2 separate regions of the Homo sapiens genome follow, and region 2 is linked to region 1. A link is an interaction called in ENCODE POLR2A ChIA-PET data of the cell type or tissue named here. Cell type or tissue: PC-9. All regions are shown on one strand. Each heading gives the region's core, and the rest is flanking DNA. Links, peaks and the distances in the headings are about the cores only.

The links. Peaks named below come from ENCODE experiments on the same cell type or tissue, not always from the same donor. Only the 100,000 strongest peaks of a DNase experiment are listed, where the experiment ranks them.
Region 2: POLR2A ChIA-PET joins it to region 1 with 6 read pairs; 4 of 35 experiments call an interaction of 5 or more read pairs at or near these places.

Annotation. Positions count from the first base shown.
Region 1 is chr5:74,222,505-74,227,890 of GRCh38, reverse strand. No RefSeq gene overlaps it. Among named protein-coding and RNA genes, the nearest start is that of LINC01335, 83 kb to the left of the region's middle. In PC-9, for the core only: no CTCF peak of the experiment used is centred there; no DNase peak of the experiment used is centred there.
Region 2 is chr5:74,405,190-74,410,575 of GRCh38, reverse strand. The region is part of intron 2 of LINC01331 (long intergenic non-protein coding RNA 1331); the gene reads left to right. Among named protein-coding and RNA genes, the nearest start is that of LINC01333, 86 kb to the right of the region's middle. In PC-9, for the core only: no CTCF peak of the experiment used is centred there; a DNase peak (open chromatin) is centred at 2,145; H3K4me3 peaks cover 1,138 bases; H3K27ac peaks cover 1,967 bases.

The DNA of each region.
Region 1 (5,386 bases), core at 230-5,229:
CCCTCAGGACACGGACCAGTCAGTACATGTCCCCTCTTTTTCCTACGCTTTCCTACTATTTTGTCTTTTTCCTACTATTTTGTCTTGGATCCATTCTCCCTCCCAGATAGTTAACCTCATGAGGGCAGAGAATTGTTTGCTATTTTGCGTACAGAAATATCGGAGAGCATGTCCTTGGACTTCTGACAGGACATAGAATGGAGGGGTGTGGAATCGATTTGCTATAATTCACAAAGGGCAGGGTTTCAAACACAGATGGAAATGGAGGCCCAGAGAGGGAAAATAACCTTCCCCAAAACATAGAGCCTCCTTTTGCTGAAGCTGGAACAGGCGTCCCTCTGTATGGCAGTGGGATCCCCATGTTGCCTCTCTGGGCACCTTCCTCAGCTGCTCTCTCTGAACCCATTACTCATTGTTCACCCATTCAGTCCACAGAATGGTTAGTTCTTAGATGTGTTTGCACTCATCTCTGCTTTGCGGTTTAATCTAGGAGAACTGGTCTCTTTAAGGGGGCTGGCCTCATCCCAGGATACCAACAGAAGGTTCTGTCTTGTCATTTGGCACCTGCAAGCTTCCAGTGATGCAAGAAGCTAGATGCGCTGCATGTTCTGCATCCAAGTCGCTCAGCCACGTTGATTCTGGGATGCAGTCAGTCCCTGGCAAACCTTTGGCTTGGCCTGCAGCTTGATTCCATGTTGGTGCCATGTAATGTTTGCCAGTCTCCTGAATAAAGAAAGATTCAGGACAGCTTCTGGTACTGCCAATCAAGGCTTAAACTTTCCATCCTATGTGAGTGAGCCTTGGTTGGTCTTACAGCTCCCTTTAAATTAAAATAGCCAAGTGATTAAATATTCATGCTTTGCTTATTTCAGTATATTTAATTTATTATGTATCACTTTTCTTGGGTTTTATATAAACTTGCCTGAGGACTTTCTTTTTTTCAGCTTAAATTCTGGCAGAATGTTCCCTTTTCCTTGGCAGGGTGTTGATTAGTTAAAGTCTGCTTAGCTCAGAAGCTTTTTTTTTTTTTTTTTTTTTACAGATTGCTCTTGCACTTTAATAAAAATGATATTATGGTCATTATCACCAACATTAATCAATCTTTAGTGATCATTAATGTGGCACCTAAGATGAGGTGCCATTAAAACATCTACTTCATTTTATTCCAAGCCTGGAATCATTGCCTTCAGTTTTTCTACCCAACATTTTCTATTCACTTAGGATGGGAAAAATGAAGGAGAGACTGGTTTCTTTTATTCTGCCCATTTCTGTCATGGATAAAAATGAAATCATATCTTTCTTCTATCTTTTTACAGAGTAGGTCTTCACCAAATTCTGTCTTGTAACTGTCTTAGTTTGGCAGATGTGATCAGAGGGCTATTTCTCAGACCTGATGAGTAGGCTACCTCTTCTTCTAAAGCTTTCCTAATGCCTAGATTTATAATGTAAAGCATGATTGAGGCTGGAGTGGGGCTCAGAGATCATACTGATGCATAGAAGTTTTCCTCCCTCATCTAAAGCAAGGAGGTAAAAAAACACACACACACAATTGATTGGATTTCACAAAGCTTCTAATTGCTGCTTTTTGAGAGCTATTTTTCTCTTTTTAAAAAGTCATAAGGTCCTGCTGGATGCAATTTCAAAATATATGAATAATGATCCCTTGATTATAAAGAGCTAATTAAAAATTTCAGGCTTTGTCCCCACCATCTTAAACTTGCACTACCTCTTGCCACCACCCACACAGCATCTGCTGGAGCCTAAAAATGAGTTTCAGTATTAGCCTATGAAAATAACAAAACAAAGTTAGAAATTAAAATTAGCTGCCAAAGAAGAAATCATATGTCACTCCTCTGCTCAAAAACACTGTATAAACACCAAGAAAAGAAAGAAAAAAGGAAGGAGGAAGGCAGAGAGGGAGGGAGAGAGAATGGAGAAGAAGGCACAGAGGAAGGGAGGAAAAAAGGGAGGGAGGAAGGAAAGAGGGAGGGAGGGAAGGGAGGAAGGGAGGAAGGGAAGAGGGAGGGAAGGAAGGAAGGAGGGAAGGAGGGAGAGAGAAAGGGAGGGAGAAAGGGAGGGAGGGAGAAAGGGAGGGAAGGGAAGGGAGGAAGGAAGAGAGGAAGGGAGGGAGGAAGGGGAGGGAGGGAAGAAGGTAGGAAGGAAGGAAAGGAAGGACAGGAGGGAAAGGAAGGAAAGGAAGGACAGGAGGGAGATCAGACACACTAGATAGAAACTTAAGAAATGTGCAGGAAGTGTATGAAGGAAATTTTAAGAGTTCCTGTGGGACATAAAACAAGGTTTAATAATAGACATCTAATTTTGAATTGAAACAAATAATCTTTTGAAAAGATAATTTTTTTCCAAATTAATTTGTAAACTTCATGTATTCATAAACGAAATTTTTAAAAAGAACTTTAAAAAAGCCATTCTAAATCTTCTATTATCTGGAAGACTAGTTAAGAATAATAAATTTTGTTAAAAAAATTAGGGAATACTGGTTTTGCCAGATATGAAATTTAAAAGATAAAATAATTAAAATGATGCTTACTGATATAAGAATAGACTGATGGGTTAAAAAAAACAGGAACAAACACATGTATATATGAATATACACTTTTTATAAAAGGAAATTTATTAAAAGATATATAAGTTCCTGTTGGGCAGGTTGGCAAGGGACAATGCCAGGAAACTCAATAATTTAATAAATGATACCAAATGTGCCTGTCCCAGAAAAAAGTTGCCAGAGACATCTCTCAGCTCTATTGAGAAGAATGGCCTCCTTGATGCACCAGGCGAGCATGTTTCTGCAATAAATGTTGAAGCCGTTGAGGATTCAGAGTCCGTATTGATGATGGCTCATGTCTGTGGGACTGACACTCTTCTGGGTGTGTTGCCACCTCTTGGGCTGAGCTGCTGCTGCCAGGTGTAAAATCCTGCAGTGGCGCTCAGTTCTCAAAACCCCAGTGCTCCTGGCTCGCATGCTCAGCTGCTGGTGATCATGAGCTGGTGATTCTCCGTGAATTTGCAACCTGGATGAATATAGCAATTAGGTTTTAGTTCAGACAAATTTACGCCCAGTAACCAGCAGCTGGTGGGGACTTGTTGACTGCTACCCATAAATATTTTATATGTGAAAGAGGTGACATTTCAGACAAGTAAGAGAAGGATTCTTTATGGTTTTAGGAAAACTATTTGATGAGGTGTTATATTCATTTCTTGTGGCTGATGTAACAAATTAACACAAATTTGGTGGCTTAAAGTGACAGAAATTTGTTCTCCCACAAATCTGGAGGCCAGAAGTCCCAAATCAGTTTCACTAAGCCAAAATCAGTGTTCACAAGGCTAAGCTCCCTCTGGAGGCACTAGGCAAGAATCTGTTCCTTGCCTCTCCCAGTTTCTGGTGGCAGCTGGTGTTCCTTGGCTTGTGGCCACATCACTCCAATCTCTGCCCCCATTTTCACATTGCCTTCCCCTCTTCTGTGTGTGTCAAACCTCCCTCTGTCTCTCTATTACAAGGACACCTGTGATTGGATTAATGGACACCTGAATAGTCCAGGATACTCTGCTAGGTCAAGATCCTTAATACACTGTCAAGGTCTTCTTTCACTTATATGGTAACATTTACAGGTTCCACTGATTAGGACCTGAAATCTTTGGGTGGTCATTATTCAGCCTGTGACGGGGTGAACTAGGTTCTTATTTCACCCATACAGTGAATAAATGTATGATGTGTCAAATAATTAAAAGATATTAAGGCAAATAGTTACTGGATCTCAGAGATTACCTTTTTAAACATAAAAGATTGATGGTCTTGCTCATGTAGAAATTAAACACTTGTTTATGCCTGCAATTACCATAAACAAAATTACAAATAATTAACAAGCTGGAAAAAGTATTTGTGAGACAAAAGTTCATATCATTAATATATGAGGAGCTTTTATAAATCAGAAAAATATATATATATATCCTAATAGAAAAATGATCCTAGAACGGGGACAGGCATTTCACAAAAGAAGAAAATCAAAAGGTCAATGAACATAAAAAAAAAATGCTCTTGTAGTAACAAAGAGCATGTGAAATATTGATAATGTATTAGTTTTGGAGAACACATTGGCAAAAATTATAAAAATTGCAATAACCAATAATGGCAAGGGAATGAGGAAATCAATGCTTTTATGCCCTATTAAGTGGTATCTTAATGGGTACGGGCTTTCTCAAGAGCAATTTTGCCATACATGTGAAAGACTTTAACATCTGTATTCTCTTTGAATCAGAAATTGTGATTTTAAATTATGGTAAAAAGTGAGCAACTATGCAAAATGAATTCATCACCTATATTCTTTATAGCTTCATTAAAATGTGGAAAAATTACAAGTAGTCTAATATCTCACAGTAGAAGATTGGTTAAAAAATTTTGATATAGCTATAGGATGAGATACATGCAGGCTTTATAAATTCTAATGAGATGGAAAATGTTCACAACATGCAGTTAAATGAGAACAGCAAGTATCAAGACCATCTGCATATCTGGGCCTGTAAGTGTGTGTGTATATGTGTATGTGTATCTGAAATGATGACTGAAAATGTTCACAGTGGTCCTCATTGGAGGTAGGATTATGGGTGATTCCCTCCTCCATTTAACACTTTTAAAATTTTCATAGTGAGTATGTATTACTTTTATAATTTGGAAAGAAAAAAAAAGTCAATGTATATATTTTAAAATGATCTCCAGAATAAAGTCAAATCCTCTAAATGTGGCAAATACAGACCCTTTATAATCTGTTTCTGTCTACCTTTCAATTTTCACCTCCCTTGAGTACCCACTACCAGCTCAATGTTTCTATAGCAACAATGAATTTCTTGGCCTTTTCTGAACTGGATCCTGTGTTTTCATAAATCTATGTCTTTACACATGTTGTTCCTTCTGGCCTGGATCTCTAGAGAACCCCTGCCACTCATTCAAAATGCATCCCCCTAAGGTGGGCAGAGAGTTTTCATGATGCCCTCTGGCAGAATAAGCCACTTCCTCTTTGCTGCCACAGCACAGCACACGTCAACACATTGTGATTGTATTTCCACCCTGTTTGTATGCCATGGTACCAATTCCCTCCAAGCACTGTGAGTTCAGTGCACACAAGAACCCAGCCCAGACGGGTGGTTCCAAGATGGCCGAATAGGAACAGCTCCAGTCTACAGCTCCTAGCGTGAGTGACTCAGAAGACAGGTGATTTCTGCATTTCCAACTGAGCAAACGGCACACCAGGAGATTATATCCAGCGCACGGCTTGGAGGGTCCCACACCCACGGAGCCTCACTCATTGCTAGCACAGCAGTCTGAGATCGATCTGCAAGGTGACAGTGAGGATGGGGGAGGGGCGCCCACCAT
Region 2 (5,386 bases), core at 123-5,122, 180 kb before region 1:
GAAGAGGAGAATACATCCTGCTACATGGTTGGATACAGTCTGCTCCTATATGAAATTTGAAAATTCCCTCTTCTTCCCCAATGTTTAAGACATTTATATTACTTTTGTTAAGTCCTTTTGGGGATCGTCAGGTTCTTCAAACTTCACCTTCTTTCTTATTGCAGAACCTAAAATATTACCCTGTTTCTCTTTCTTCCACCAATAATCCACTCCATGACTTTGCTGTGTTCTTCCCAATAGGGTCTGTGGAGTAGGTTTTCATCTAACCTGTTCCTCATGTTCTCTGAAGACAAACGTGCAATCTCTTGTCATGTATTGATTTTGAAACAGACAATAGCTGAAATTGCAAATGTGGGAAAATTATGAATGTTCAGACACATAAAATTATTCGAATCACAACCCCAAATACCTTATTTTCTCAAACAGCTGTCATAAGCTCTCTAATAATGTTCTTTTTTTCCTCCCTCAAGTAATCTAGGGGTCCTCAAGGAGAGGTTTACAGGTGTCCCCAGGCCCTCCTGCCTATGGATCTGAGCTGTCCCAGGCTGCAGCTCCTCTTCCCTGTTCTCCAACCTGGAGTCACTCTTGCTGAGCTTATGAGGCTTGTCAGGCAGGGCAGGCACAGTTGTAATCACTGAGTGCCAAAGTTGGCAATGGCCTCTGGCAGAGTCAGGAAGAAGGGCTCCTGTCCTTTTGTGTCACACTGTGTTAGATGTGGGACATGAGCCCAGTGGGCTAAAACATCTATTGAAACAGCTACTCAAGTTTTGTTATGGTGCCTCTCCCTAGGACCTAAGCATGTGGTCTAAGGGATTGGGCTGGGCATTGAGTAGAGACCACTTGCTCCATGTAGACCCCTCCTACACCCTCTTTGAATTCTAAGACTTCGTTACTCAGCCCTATTCCTGGCTTCTTCCTCTCTTATAATGAGCTGTCTCCTGGGGGTACCTGCGTCTTCCCTGAGAGTGGAATTTTGCCTGGTACTCCACTAGACTGTAATGTGCCCAGATCACACACTTCCCAGCAGCAGGTGCAATGCTGGCTTGTTCCCAAGAGGCTGCTCATTCCCCATGCACTAGACTTCCATCTGGCCCAAGCCACCAGCCTAAGCCAAGAGAGGCCTGGACCCTGCAAATGGATGGCAGAAAACCCAGGCTCAAGCTGAGATCCTCTGCACAGGCATGGTCTCTGGTTCCTGATTTTGAAATAGTAATTGGAAGACCTGGCTGCCGGCCCTCTGCTGTCTGTTTTCTTTCTGATTATAGGGCTCACCAAACTCTTCCGAGAGAAAAAGCATACATTTTGAAATATTGAGTTTTGACTCTCTGTGAAGGCCTGCAGAGGGATGTCAGGGATACCTGAATGGTTGCTGTCTGTTGCCTTTGGCCTCTGCTGTGTCACAGCTGTAACCCTGCTTGGGCATTACCTGAAAAATCTCAGAAGCGTAGTCTTCTACAGATTTCTGGCTATCTTCCGACAGATTCAGAATTTAGTGTGATCTGAGTTGGTAAGATTTTCCTAATTTCAACTTTCACATCAAGATGGTATGCAGCAAATTCTACGTGATAATTATTAAGGATAGAGCAGATTTCAGCTTTGTGACTAGAAAAATACAATCCAGTCTATTCATATCTTGAAAAATTTCGAGAAATTTTCTCCTGTGCAGAAGAAACCAACTTCAGAAGTCACGAATGTGTTAGACAAAGATAAGAGCCAAATCTAAGGTCAATAAAATATTTACTCTGACAGCTGTCAAGTTTGCATTTGTTTAGAACCTGAAGTTATCTGTCAGTTGTCTATGAAATTCACTGCTTTAGCTTTCAGTTTCCCAGATTCTCTTCTATTTGTTACCATTTTTTTTTCTAGCTTCCTTTCTTCAAAATTCACCCACCATCTCTCATAGCCCCACTCCCATTGTGATTTCATCTTTCCCTGTGTCCTCAGAGGTATCAGAGATGCGGCAAGGCAGGCTGTACAGTGCTTGGTGCCGTGGAGCATTTTTTACAGCAGGTTCTGCAAAGTTGACTGTAGATTTAAAGCAACCTTTACATCCTATCTGAAGTGAGTTGATTTATGAGTCAGTGTTTGGTAAGTACTCAGAGATCCTTACATTAAATGCAAGATCCAAGTGCACCGTATTATTGCTTCACTTATTTGTCTTTTGTAAAGCACCTGGTACCATGACAATATTCACTAAATAAATAACAAATGAAACACACTTCCTTCTCTATTTTAATAATATACTATTCATGCAATTTTTTTTCCCAGAACAAAGGATCATTGTACGGAGTTGCTCTGCCAATATTAGGCTGATATCTTATTGCAGGCAGAGTGAAGAGATAAAATGGCATGACACAGGAAAACTGATAAAGTTTCTTTTCAAAACAAAGGAGAACAAGGCAATAACACAAAATATGATAAGCCAAGAAATGATTCAATAGAATTAATACAAATATGAATGTAGTTCCCTTGATATTTTAATGCTTCTCTCAGTTATAAAACAATACCCACATGCCCAGAGGAAAATTCAAATTATAGTTTCTTGATCAATTCTATGTTGTTTTTCTTTAAAAAAAAAAAAAATCTGTTGTCTTCTGCTATGATTCTGTCCTTAGGAAATCATACCAGAGATGTTTAACAGAGAGCAGAACCATTGCCAAACATTTCTAGTGGGAACTGAGCTACCAGATATTTTCCTCAAATTATAGAAAATTGCCATTTGTAAAGTCCACATTATATTTAGCTTCTTAATTTAGGATTAAACATCTGTAACTTATTGTTAGGACATCCGGAGAGTTTGCAAAATTCTATAATAGGAATATTGTCTCTTTCTTTAGTCCCATGGTGTCTCCAAAGAAAGTTGTTTTGGTCCCATTTGTAAAGATTTACTGATGGTCAAAGGAACCACTATGTAATTTTAGAGTAAAAAAATTGCAATGTAATTTTGACATGTTTTCACCCCAAACTGCCACCAGTTGACCAAGGATTCTGATGGTGGTCACCCTTTAAGCTGCCTGACGTACCCAAGCTGGGATCCAGTGGAACAGAAGGGGCAACTTTATCTCTTTCCCCAAGGGCTTCAGCTGGAGACCAAGATGCCGCAATAACACAAGCCTTGGAGAAATTTAGGAATGGCCATGATTTCCCCCTGTAGGCTCCACTAACAGTCAACTAGGAAATAGTACAACTTATTCTTAAAACATTAAAGAATGGACAGTGATCTTTTAATGACTAAATTTAGCTGAGGGGCTTAGAATTTCTGAATGATCAAGGGCAATGTAATAGAACTTGAGTCTTGCATTTACAAGCTTTTCAGATTAGCTTTAGTTCAGTTTCTTCAAATATGGTCAAGGAAAGCTTCTGAGAAGACACCACATTAAAGCTGAGCTGTGAAGGATGATGAAGATGATATAGGAATAAAATTCAAGAGGAGGTTTTCTGGCTAAAGGAGTAGAGTGGGTAAAGCAAAGCAGTGGGAAAGGACATGTGCGTTTAAATATTCGTCAGAGCTCCCCAGCGGCCCTGGAGGTACACATGAGGCTGGAAACATGTTACAACACTCTGTTCTCCCAAACTATTGGCATTGATGTTATTTCCCCTGGAAAGCCTTCTCTGAAACTGGATCAAGTGCCCTTTCTCTGCTTCTGGATCCCTCTGCCCTTGTTCCAATTTAGTTCTTAGAGCAATACATGCATTTATTTATTTTTTCTTATTTGACTTCCTCTCTCTGGTTTAAGCTCTTTAGAGGAGGGTCCTTGTCTTGACCACTTCTGCCTTCTTACTGCCCTAGACAATGCTTGATAGGTGCTCAATGAATATTTTTTGAACTGAATAAACAATGCAAACTGTTCCTTAAAAGATGCTTTTAAAATGTTTTAAATTTTGTTCAAAGGCCTTAGACTAATTGTTTTAAAGGCATAAACCATGTATTAATAATGAATGTGAATATATTTTATAGTTAAACTATTAAAATAAACTTACTCTAGACCATTATAGAAAGAACAGAATGCAATACCAGATGGGTACCTTTTGGATCCACCTGAAGGATTTCAGCTGTCAAATTGCTAAAAGTACCTCTTTATAAAGGAGTTTCATCTATGTGATAAATTGCTCATACCAGGGACTATTAAGATAGCAATACAGTAAGTCCTCACTTAACACTGTTGATAGGTTCTTGGAAACTGCAACTATAAGCAAAATAGTGTATGACGAAACCAATTTTACCATAGGCTAAATGATATAAACAAGAGTTAAGTTCCTACAGCATATTTTTGGTCTCAAAACATCGAACTTCCAAATAAACACCAATATACTTTGGATATTAAGCATTGAAATAAATTTGAGTTATACATAGATTTAAGATTAATACAAACAAGCAAGATAATTGTTCAACTGCTTATTCCAGTTCAGGGTCGACAGTGGCCAGAGCCTATCCCAGCAGCTTGGGGCACAGGGCAGACACCAACCCTGAACAGGACACTTTCCCATTACAGGGTGCACTCACTCACCCACCCACACTCACTCAGGGACAATTTAGACACACCAATGAACTGAATGTGCATATCTTTGGGATATAGGAGGAAACTGCAGGACCCAGAGAGAACTCACACAGATACGGGGAGAGCATGCAAACTCCACAAAGACAGCGGCTCTGGGGAGAAATCTATTTTTTTCCTTCTCATCAATGTTATAACGAAATAATATTGAATGAAACATTATTTGAAGACCTGCTGTTGAAGTGGGTAGAACCCCTATAATCTGCCCGGGAAAGACTGTGTTGGAGAGAACTTGGACTTGGGGTCAGAAAACATGAGACAGCTCTGGAAATGGCTATGGGAACCTGAGAAGCTATTCAGGCCCTGATCTTCAATTTCATATCCACACACTCTCAAACAGAATATCAGCTCTGCTTGCTTTGCAGAGTTGGGAAGATAAATTAAGATAATGTAGATGTGAGATAATAAACTACAAAGAATTCTCCTTTTTATCATAATGGTGCAAGAAACAAGTTGAATTGATATCTCAAATCCTAGAATGTCTTTTGTTCACAAGTTCAATAACATATTCCAGACCTTAGGACTTTTGATTTGATAAGGAATCCGTTGATTGTACCCTTACCTCTTTCTAACCTGATAAGGAAAGGAATATAAATCACCAGTAAAGGAATGTAGGGTTATAAAATTTATCCTTGGCAGGACACTGTATACCCTCTGGTATTTAACACCAAATCCCAGAGTCAGATTCAGCCTCCAGGTAGTTTTTGTGTAGAGCTTATTAATAACTGCATGGAAATATCCAATGGCAGGTTCTGGCCACAGTTAAGTTGAGTGCTGGCTGGACAGATGAGCTCTGCTCTCCAGCACATTTCTCCCATTCTCTGCTCTTT